Linked DNA regions of Homo sapiens: region 2 is linked to region 1. The links are chromatin loops, found by intact Hi-C in ENCODE. Cell type or tissue: mammary epithelial cell. All regions are shown on one strand.

The links. A loop is a pair of places that touch in the nucleus more often than their neighbours do. Peaks named below come from ENCODE experiments on the same cell type or tissue, not always from the same donor. Only the 100,000 strongest peaks of a DNase experiment are listed, where the experiment ranks them.
Region 2: it touches region 1 in a loop (5-fold over the local background); 2 of 110 quality-filtered maps call a loop at or near these places.

Annotation. Positions count from the first base shown.
Region 1 is chr2:119,156,049-119,161,048 of GRCh38, reverse strand. C1QL2 (complement C1q like 2) reads left to right here and starts at 2,298. Exons shown (of 2, transcript NM_182528.4): 1 at 2,298-3,463; 2 at 4,068-4,806. The coding sequence starts at 2,780. The coding sequence ends at 4,247. RefSeq lists an enhancer at 3,120-3,930. In mammary epithelial cell, a CTCF peak has its summit at 2,056 (motif pointing right); no DNase peak of the experiment used is centred here; H3K4me3 peaks cover 195 bases; H3K27me3 peaks cover 3,911 bases.
Region 2 is chr2:119,014,490-119,019,489 of GRCh38, reverse strand. No RefSeq gene overlaps it. Among named protein-coding and RNA genes, the nearest start is that of MARCO, 75 kb to the right of the region's middle. In mammary epithelial cell, no CTCF peak of the experiment used is centred here; no DNase peak of the experiment used is centred here; H3K27me3 peaks cover 908 bases.

The DNA of each region.
Region 1 (5,000 bases):
AATAAAAATAGCTAAGCTTCTACTGAGCTAGCTATTGTTCTAAAGCCTTTACATTAATTGGCTCGTTCAGTCTTCTCAATAACTTAGAGGTAGGTTCTTTTTCCATTCCCATTCTACACATGGAGATCCGAGCTCAGAGAGATGAAGCAACTTGCTCAAGGTCACACAGACAGGAAGTCTCAGACCCAGGATTGGAAGTAGGCCATGTGGCTCCTGAAATCACGTGCTCTTGGGATGACTCTGAGGCAGAGAGTGGAGAAAGACTCCCAAGTCTGAGGAAACCAGTGAAGACTGTGGCCAAGAAGTAGCTGTTGAAGCTGTGTTCACTGACAGGTTCAGATAGCCCCTGATCTGGGTGCCGGGAGGATCCTGGCTCTGTCATGTGGGTAAAATGCACTTGGCAAACACCCTACACTTGCAAAACCTTTTTTTTTTCCTCATTGGTGCGGTGGGAAAATGATCACTAATCCACAGTAACATGAGGAATGAATGAAGGAGCACGTGCAAAGTGCCTGATGCATACGTAGTAGGTGCCAATAAATGTGCTCCTTCTCTCCTTGGTAAAGTTGGCTTCCGGCTAGGCTCAGTCATCCTTTCCACAAATATATGTGGAGAGAACAGGCTAGAGCAACGAGGTTGGGAGTGGGGAAATGACCCAGGGTGATCAGAGGACAAAAATAGATTTTAATTAACCCGTAAGAACCTAGTGCAGGACAAATGAGAGTTAGCTTCAAAGCAATAGCCTTAGGTGGGTGCACTGTTGTTCCAGAGATGCTGATGCTACACCAAACACTGACACCAGCCCTTAGATTCTCCCCCCAGGACAGGCCTGGTGTGATTCCCATGTTGGGGGTGCTAGGGCAGGAGGCGGCCTTTTAAGGAAACTGAGTCTCAGGGACAGGAACCACCTGGCAAAATCACACAGCTACTCAGGGCAAGAGCAGAAGCTGGGGCTTTGATTTCTCCGCTGGAAGTCTCTCCCACACCGGCGGGCCTCTCATCCTTCCTTAGCCTCACATGCTACATTGGAGATAGACTATTCTGCTCTCATCTGAGGCCATGGTTTATTCAAGACTGGCTCAGAATGGCTTTGGACTATTTGGACTATTTTCTAAAATAACTAAACCCATCTCAGGAGGAGGAAGCTGGGGATGTCCAAGGGAATGTGCCCATGCATCTGCCTGGCAGTGGCCGGGCTTGGAGTAGAAGCTGAGTGCACCATGATCACTGCCAAGTGCCGGCATCAAGCATTTGGTTTCTACACCAGCTTCACGCAGAGGACAAGGGCCAGCCATTTTCTGGTGGAAGAAAAGGTCTGAGGCGAATATTCCTTTTTTTTTTTTTTTTTTTTGAGATGGACTTTTGCTTTTGTTGCCCAGGCTGGAGTGCAATGGCACGATCCCGCCTCACCGCAACCTCTGCCTCTCTGGTTCAAGCGACTCTCCTGCCTCAGCCTTCCGCGTAGCTGGGATTACGGGCATGCACCACCATGCCCAGTTAATTTTGTGTTTTTAGTACAGACGGGGTTTCATCATGTTGGTCAGGCTGGTCTCAAACTCCCAACCTCAGGTGATCTGCCCGCTTCGGCCTCCCAAAGTGTTGGGATCACAGGCGTGAGCCACTGCGCCCGGCCGCAAATATTCTTGTATTGGGAGCCTTGGGCTTTTTAGAGTCACCTCAGAGGTTAGTGGGGTGCTCTACGGGAGCCTGTTTAAGAGTCTGGAGTCCTTAGTCTAGGTTTGCGAAAGATCTTCCAGAAGCGAGATCTATTCAATTCTGAAGAAATAACTCAGGAGGTCTTTCAGAAACTCCTTCCCGCTGGACCTCACGGGACTCTCCTGGACTCGGTGGGTTGAGGTTTGATCCTCTTTGCAGGCCAGGGGATGGATTAGGTGACCCCAGAGGAGCCCTGCTGACACCTGGATTCCAGCTGCTTTCGTGGCCATGTGGGGGTGGCTGTGCGTGCCCCGCCACTGCGTGCGTGGGTGTCTGTGTGTGTTATCGGTGGGGGGCGCGTGAGTGTGGCCGCGGGTGGGTGTGTCCGATGTGCCCCGGCTTGGGACCGCGCCCGCTGCGCCCACTTGTGGCTCCTGGGAGCCGCCAGGGGGAACCGCGCCTTCACCGCCTCTGCCGAGGACGCCGCCAGATAGGAGGCTGATGACATGAGGGCTCCGTCTCCCGAGTGATGGCAGCGCGCGCTGCTTCGCCGCCTCCGCCGCTCAGCCCCGGACTCCTTACGTCAGGGTAGCGGGGTCCCCCCTCCGCGCGGGAGCCAGCGAACAGCGAGAGAGCACAGCAGAGCGCGCCGCGGAGCCGGGGCGCCCTCACTGCGCTAGGAGCCCCACTAAACCCAGCGGAGCGGAGCCTGGCGGGAGGCAGCGCCGCGGAGCCAGCGCCGGACGCCGCAAGCAGACTCCCCGGCCAGCGCAAGCACTCCCTGGCCGGCGCCGGACCCTCGGGGCGCCGGATTCGTCTTGTGTGCCCCACGTCATGCGCGCGGGCGTCCGCGGCTCTCCCGACCAGCCCCAGCGCGGTGGGCCCAGGCTCAGAGGTCCCGGCGCCTCTCGCTGAAGTAGTTGGGTAGCCGGGGCTGGGGGTCGCCACGTCGGGGGCGCGGCCAGGACCCGCGGAGCCGGTCCCCGAGCGCGGGGAGCGGGGCCGCCCGCGCCGCCCCACCATTACCTCCCCGGGCGGCAAGGAGGAGCTGGTGGCGGTCGCCTCCCGGCTGTGGCAGCGGCGGCGGCGTGCCTGCCTGGCGGCCGTCGGCGTACTCTTGGCCATGGCGCTCGGGCTGCTCATCGCCGTGCCGCTGCTGCTGCAGGCGGCGCCCCGAGGCGCCGCGCACTATGAGATGATGGGCACCTGCCGCATGATCTGCGACCCTTACACTGCCGCGCCCGGCGGGGAGCCCCCGGGTGCAAAGGCGCAGCCACCCGGACCCAGCACCGCCGCCCTGGAAGTCATGCAGGACCTCAGCGCCAACCCTCCTCCTCCTTTCATCCAGGGACCCAAGGGCGACCCGGGGCGACCGGGCAAGCCAGGGCCGCGGGGGCCCCCTGGAGAGCCGGGCCCGCCTGGACCCAGGGGCCCTCCGGGAGAGAAGGGCGACTCGGGGCGGCCCGGGCTGCCAGGGCTGCAACTGACGGCGGGCACGGCCAGCGGCGTCGGGGTGGTGGGCGGCGGGGCCGGGGTAGGTGGCGATTCCGAGGGTGAAGTGACCAGTGCGCTGAGCGCCACCTTCAGCGGCCCCAAGATCGCCTTCTATGTGGGTCTCAAGAGCCCCCACGAAGGCTATGAGGTGCTGAAGTTCGATGACGTGGTCACCAACCTCGGCAATCACTATGACCCCACCACGGGCAAGTTCAGCTGCCAGGTACGCGGCATCTACTTCTTCACCTACCACATCCTCATGCGCGGCGGCGACGGCACCAGCATGTGGGCGGACCTCTGCAAGAACGGGCAGGTCAGTGACCCCTACACTCACCGGCCCCCGTAAACCCTCGCCCGCGCCCTGAACCTCCCAGGGAACCAGCCTCCTTTCTCTCCACCCGCGGGCTACCCTGCGAGCCCCGGGAATGAACGCGCCTCGGTGCCACAGTATCTCCGCTTCCCGATGCGCCGAGGCCGCGCTCACCGGGACGTAGAGCCAAATGTTGGGCCTTGAGAGCCCAGAGACCCCCATACCTAAACTACACTCCTTGGCCACTTGCGTCCCTGCCTGCCTCTCCGTGGGCTTCTCGGAAACCTCAGTTCTTTAGTTCTCTCCAGGTCGCCCCCTTGCCCTGCAGCCTCCTTTCCTCTTGGCCCTGGCCCCTGGCTCCCACCCTTCCACTCTGGGTCAGTGTTCATGAAGCTTCCCCTCTCCCTATTTCCCAGACTCGTCGGCGCGAGGAGGAGGGGGGACCTGGAAGGAGTTGACTAAGTTGGAGAGAGAACATGGAGCTGGGGTGGGAGTGTGGACCCTGAAGCAGCAGGCGGGAGGCCCGTGAGTGGCGCGCCTGGTGTGGGCTGAGCAAAGGCGCGGGAAGAGGTGCCCCGGCTCACCTGCTCCCACCGCTTGTCCCCAGGTCCGGGCCAGCGCCATTGCACAGGACGCCGACCAGAACTACGACTACGCCAGTAACAGCGTGGTGCTGCACTTGGATTCAGGGGACGAAGTGTATGTGAAGCTGGATGGCGGGAAGGCTCACGGAGGCAATAATAACAAGTACAGCACGTTCTCGGGCTTTCTTCTGTACCCGGATTAGGGGCGCGGGGGGTGCGAGGCGGGGTGGCTGCAGGCCGCCCGGTCTCCGCCCGGGCGCGGCTCCTTGGCAAAGGCCACTCTCGATTCATAACACTTCCTGACATCTCCTTTGGAAAAGACAAATCCCTGCGTCCTCCCTGCCCCGCTCCTGGCCTCAGTGCGTCTGCGACCCACCACGCTCAGGGCTGTGCTCCTGGTCTCCATCCCCATCCCGGCAAGGGAGGAAGGGACGCCCGAGCCCTTGAGGCGGCGGCACAGACTTTGCAAACCTGATTAGACTGGACAGGCAGGGCCGGGAGCCTGCCCTCCTCAGACAGCCTCCTCCCAGTGCCTAGAAGCGGAGGGCTCCGGGCCCTGGCCAGGGAGGTAGGCCAGAGGGAGCGCGGGCTTCCTGGGGCGTCCTTCTTTGTGACCCGAAATACTTGTGCAGATTTCCCTGTCCATCAGCCAAAACCCCACCCACAGCAGAATTCCAGCAAACAGAAAATTCACCTCTCCACACCGCATTCCCTCCTGACTCAGACTCACCGCGATGCATTAAATTATGTTTTTAGACTATGCGTTCTGTTGTCTGTATGTCGACACATCCTGGACCAGGGCTCCAGATGTCCGCCTTGGCATAAAGACCTTACCTGGGCCCAGGATAGGCCCATCTATGACCTGCTCCCCAGCCGCTGCTATGTCCCTGCCACCAGAAGTTGCCGAAAAGACATGGGGTAAATGGGAGCTGCATCCCACCCTTCCCAGAAGCTCT
Region 2 (5,000 bases), 140 kb after region 1:
CGGAGTCTTGCCCTGTCACTCTGTCTGGGGAGTGTAGTAGCGTGATCTCGGCTCACTGCAACCTCTGCCTCCCCGGGTTCAAGCAATTCTCCTGCCTCAGCCTCCCGAGTGGCTGGGATTACAGGAGCATGCCACCACACCCAGCTAATTTTTGTATTTTTAGTAGAGATGGTGTTTCACCATGTTGGCCAGGATGGTCTTAAACTCCTGACCTCAGGCCATCTGCCCGCCTTGGCCTCCCAAAGTGCTGGGATTACAGGCGTGAGCCACCACGCCTAGCCAGGATAAAGTATTTTAAATACCTAACGCAGTACCTACACTTTATAGGAATTTTTACCATGTTTAAAAATAAAGACTGTTCACTTGCCTGTACGGAGTAGAGGATCCAAATCCCCCATCCAGCTCTTAGTTATCTCCACTGTCGCTCTCCAGCTCCCCCGGCCTGACAACACACACCTCATCAATCCTTCTCTCCCCTAACTGCTCCAGTCATATTAATCTTCCTTGTTCTTTCTTATCTCAGAGTCTTTGCTCCTGTCAGGTGCGACTGAATGATCTCCCCTCTCCTCTCTGCCAAACTAGGATGCGCACCTCATTCATGCCTTTGTCAAATTAAAATTTTCTCCATGGTGAAAAAATACCATGAACGAAGCAAAAGGACAAACCAAGGGAATATATTTACATATTCATATCCATGCAACATGAAGGATTCTTACAAATTAGTGAAAAAGAACAATAACTCCATTTTTTAAAAAGAGGGAATGAACGCGTTTAGGCAGTTTACAAATGGGGAAGTACAAATGATCACTAAGCACATGAAAAGAAGCTCAGACTCACTCGTCATTAAAAAACGCACATCAACACAATGAGATGCCATTTTTCAGAATTATATTGGCAAAATAATGATGATGATATACAGTGCAGGCCAGGGCATGGGGAGGAAGGTGCAGTCATGTACTGCTAATGGGAATGTAAATCAGCGCAGCCTCTTTGGATGAGAATCCGGCAATATTTACCAATATTTTTAAAATATTTACCAATATTTAAATGTGTCTCCCCTTTCAGAGGGCAGTGCCACTGGCAGGAGTTATTTTACACTTGTAATACACATGCACCTCTAGTCACTCAACAAATCTGTAGTAAGCTCCTACTACATGCCAGGCACTGGTCGTGACATTGGGAATGCAATGTGCAGGCAGCAAAACCACCTTTGTATTAGTTCCTCGTTGCAGCGGTAACAAATTGCTACAAACAGAGTAACTTAACACAGATGTATTATTTACAGTTCTAGAGGTCAGCGGTCTACTGTGGAGGTGTCAGCAGGGCTGCGTTCCTTCTGGAGGCTCTTGGGAAGAATGTTTCCTTCTGTTTCCAGCTTTAGAGGCTGCCAGCGCTCCTGGGTTCATGGCCCCCTCACTCTTGCTCTGACTTTGACCCTCCTGCATTCCTCTTCCTCGGACCCTGGGATTTGCTATTGGGCCCACCCAGATAACCCCAGATCATCTTCCCTCCTCAAAATCTTTAATTGAATCACATTTCCAAACTCCCCTTTGCCACGTAGGGTAACACATTCACAGGTCTGGGGACTAGGATATGGACATCTTTGGAGATCAATTATTCTGCCTGCCACACTGCCTTATGGAGTCAATATTCTAGGGATAGTGATACACAAAGATATTAATGGAAGCATTATTTGTAGCCTCAAAGAACTTGAGAAGCCTAACTACTCTTTAATAGCCAGCTAGTTAAATTGGTTCCAATACAGCCATTCAGTGGAATACCAGGCTGCTGAGGATGTGAACGTGATATTGAGGTTGTGGTCACAGGGATCCATCTCCCAGATACTTTGCTAAGTGAAAAGTGCCATGCAGAGCAGGATGAGTACTAAGGTGACACTTGTGGAAAGATAAGCACACATGCTTTTATATGTATAGAATATATTTGGAATGATACACAAGAAACTGTTAACAGAGACGAGGAATGAGAACAAGGGGTTTCAGTCAGGGTGAGTCTTACTTTTCACAATATATCCCATTGTGTGGGTTGAAGGCATTTATGGGGCATCTGGAGGGTGGCAGAGCTGTGGCAGTGCTGTGGCAGTGGGCAAGGTGGCTCAGGCAGCAAGGTGACACCCAGGAGGGACAGAGCAGCAGTAGTAATGCTGGAGGGGCACTTGGCTCAAGGCTGCATGTACACATATAGCACCCTGCTCTTGCTCAGATGACCCTAATAGAAATAGCAAAGTCTTTGAAATATGTGTTCATTCAAGCTTTACTTAAGAATGAGAAAACACACACTTTGCTGCTTTTTTTTCTCCTCTTCTCCCCTCTCTTTCTTCCTTGTCTGCTTTGGGGGTGCTCTTTGGGAGGAAGCAGATGAAGTTGGGTGGTAACCACCCCCAGCCACCCCTTGGTGTCATCCCTGCTAGGGAACATGTAGACAGAGAAGAAAGACGAGGGCAGTGTCAACTTTTAGGGGGCAAGCTGTGAGAAAGGAGCCAGGGAGGAAGGCTCAGGGAGAGGCTGGGAGACAAGCAGCTTGAGACTCCAGAAAGGTTGAGAAAATCAAGAGCAGAAGATGTTTCAAAAAATACACAATGCATTTGGTATTTTAAAACCAGTTTTTTAAATGGGGCAAAGCAAGGGTTAACACTGTAAAATATTTCCTGTATCCATCTATCTATTCATATCTATCTATCTATCTATCTATCTATCTATCTATCTATCTATCTAGTCTATCATCTATCTATCTAGTCTATCATCTATCTATCTTATCAGTAAATACTGTAAGGCATACCTGCCAAACACAAGGCATTGTGTTAGAATCTGCAGGCAACATTATAAGCAGCTTACACTTTATTTGGGTGAAAAGTGAAATGAGCTATAAAATATTTAAATAACAGCTTAACCCCGAAGCCACAAAGGAAAAGACTGATAAATTTGACTACACGAAAATTTAAAAGCTTTAGTACAGAGAGGGGAAAAAAAAGCTTCAGGATAAACTGTAAAGGTATTTGAAATGCATATGACAGACAAAAGACTAATTTCCTTAATTTACATTGAGAGAATCATTGAAAAAAAGACCCTAGATGAGCAGATGTGAACAGGAAGTTCTTAAACATGCAAGCTTGGAGGAAAAATTCTCATCTCAACTCATAATTAAAGAAGTGTAATTCAAAACAACAACGAACCTTCACTTCGTTAGTCACATCTCAGATTGGCAAATATTAAAATGAAAATTATTACCAAAGGTGTGGGGAAATAGCCACCCTCTTATTGCTGGTGGGAGTCAATCAGCGCAACCTTATCGGAAGACAATTTAGGAATATGTCAGCATTTCAAGTGCATATACTACTTAATCCAGCAATTCCGCTGCAGCTGCCTCTGCAGAGATTCACCAAGAGGCACTGGGCAGGGTCTCCCGGCAGCACTGTTTGCGATAGCGCTGACTGCAAACAACTAACACCACCCACTGAGGACCAGGCGAGTGAGTTACGCAGCGTCTGTACTGTGGAATATGCCGTAGCCATAAGGAAGGATAAAAATCGGCTCGGCAGAGAACAGTGTGTTCAGTATCATGCCATTTGTGTTAATAAAAACCCTATATACTGTATACGGATTACAGTAAATTATTCTGAGGGGAGAATACATGTGAACTAATAACCACCTCTGGCTTGACACACTGTGCGAATGGTTGCTTCATCAAGTGAGATAAGAAATGTAGGAGCAGATTCCTAAGAAAAAATATGTTAAAAAAAAAAAAAAAAGGCATGCCCCTTTGGTGTAAACCATGAGTCTGACTTTTGACTGTGGAGTTTAAAGTACATCTGGGAGGAGAACTGAGTGGGGGTCGGTGTAGAAAGGAAGGCTAAAGCTGGTAGTGTATTTTATGTTTTCAAGAACTGTTTTGGGAGGGGAACACCACACACTGGGGCATGGCGGGAGGCGGGGTGTGGGGAGGGAGAGCACTGGGAGAAATAGCTAACGCCTGCTGGTCTTAATACCTAAGTGATGGGTTGATAGCTGCAGCAAACCACCATGGCACACGTTTACCTGTGTAACATGTCTGTACATCCTGCACATGTACCCTGGAACTTAAAATAAAATTAAAAATTAATTAAAAAAATGAAAAACAAAACAAAAAAATTTAAAAACTGTTTGAACTTTTTAATCAGCTAAATATGTTGCTATTTTATCAAATATTTTAAATAAAATTACATACTAAGACAACAATTGAGTAACTGGCCCACACAGGACAAATGTCATTGAATTGCTCAGCGAACAGGGGCCAGGACAGGGAGTCTCTCTGATCAATCCCTCTGACCACATTGTTTCTCTATTTTGTGAAGTCGTTTTGTCACTGCGTCTTGTTCACTGACACCCTCAGGAAGATCTCCTACAAAGTGTCTGAGATGTTCCCTACCACCAGCCCCCTTCATCTGGCCCAAGACACTCCCATAGCAGAAGTTTGTTCTGAGTAATTTCCATTTCATTGTGATCTCAAAACATTAAAGATTTGTGCTGCCCAAAGACAGAATCATTCACTGATTTGAGCAACTCTGTGTGTGTGTGTGTGTGTGTGTGTGTGTGTGTGTGTTCCAAGAGTGGCACAGCTTCTTGAGTGAATGAAGCCCTGAATTGGGAGCCAGGAGACCTGAGTTCTAATCCAGATCAGCAGTCAACCAGCTATGTCCTGGGGCCAATCTTATTGCCACCATAGGCCTCCATTGTCTCTAAATGAAGGACTTCAACTAAAGTCATGACCTTATTTATGTATTTATGTATTTATTTGGAGACTAAGTCTCATCTGCTGCCCAGGCTGGAGTGCAGTGGTGTGATCTCAGCTTACTGCAACCTCCTCCTCCTGGGTTCAAGCAATTCTGCTGCCTCAGCCTCCCAAGTAGCTGGGATTACAGGCGTGTGCCACCATGTCCGGCTAATTTTTGTATTTTTAGTAGAGATGGGGTTTCACCATGTTGGCCAGACTGGCCTGGAACCCCT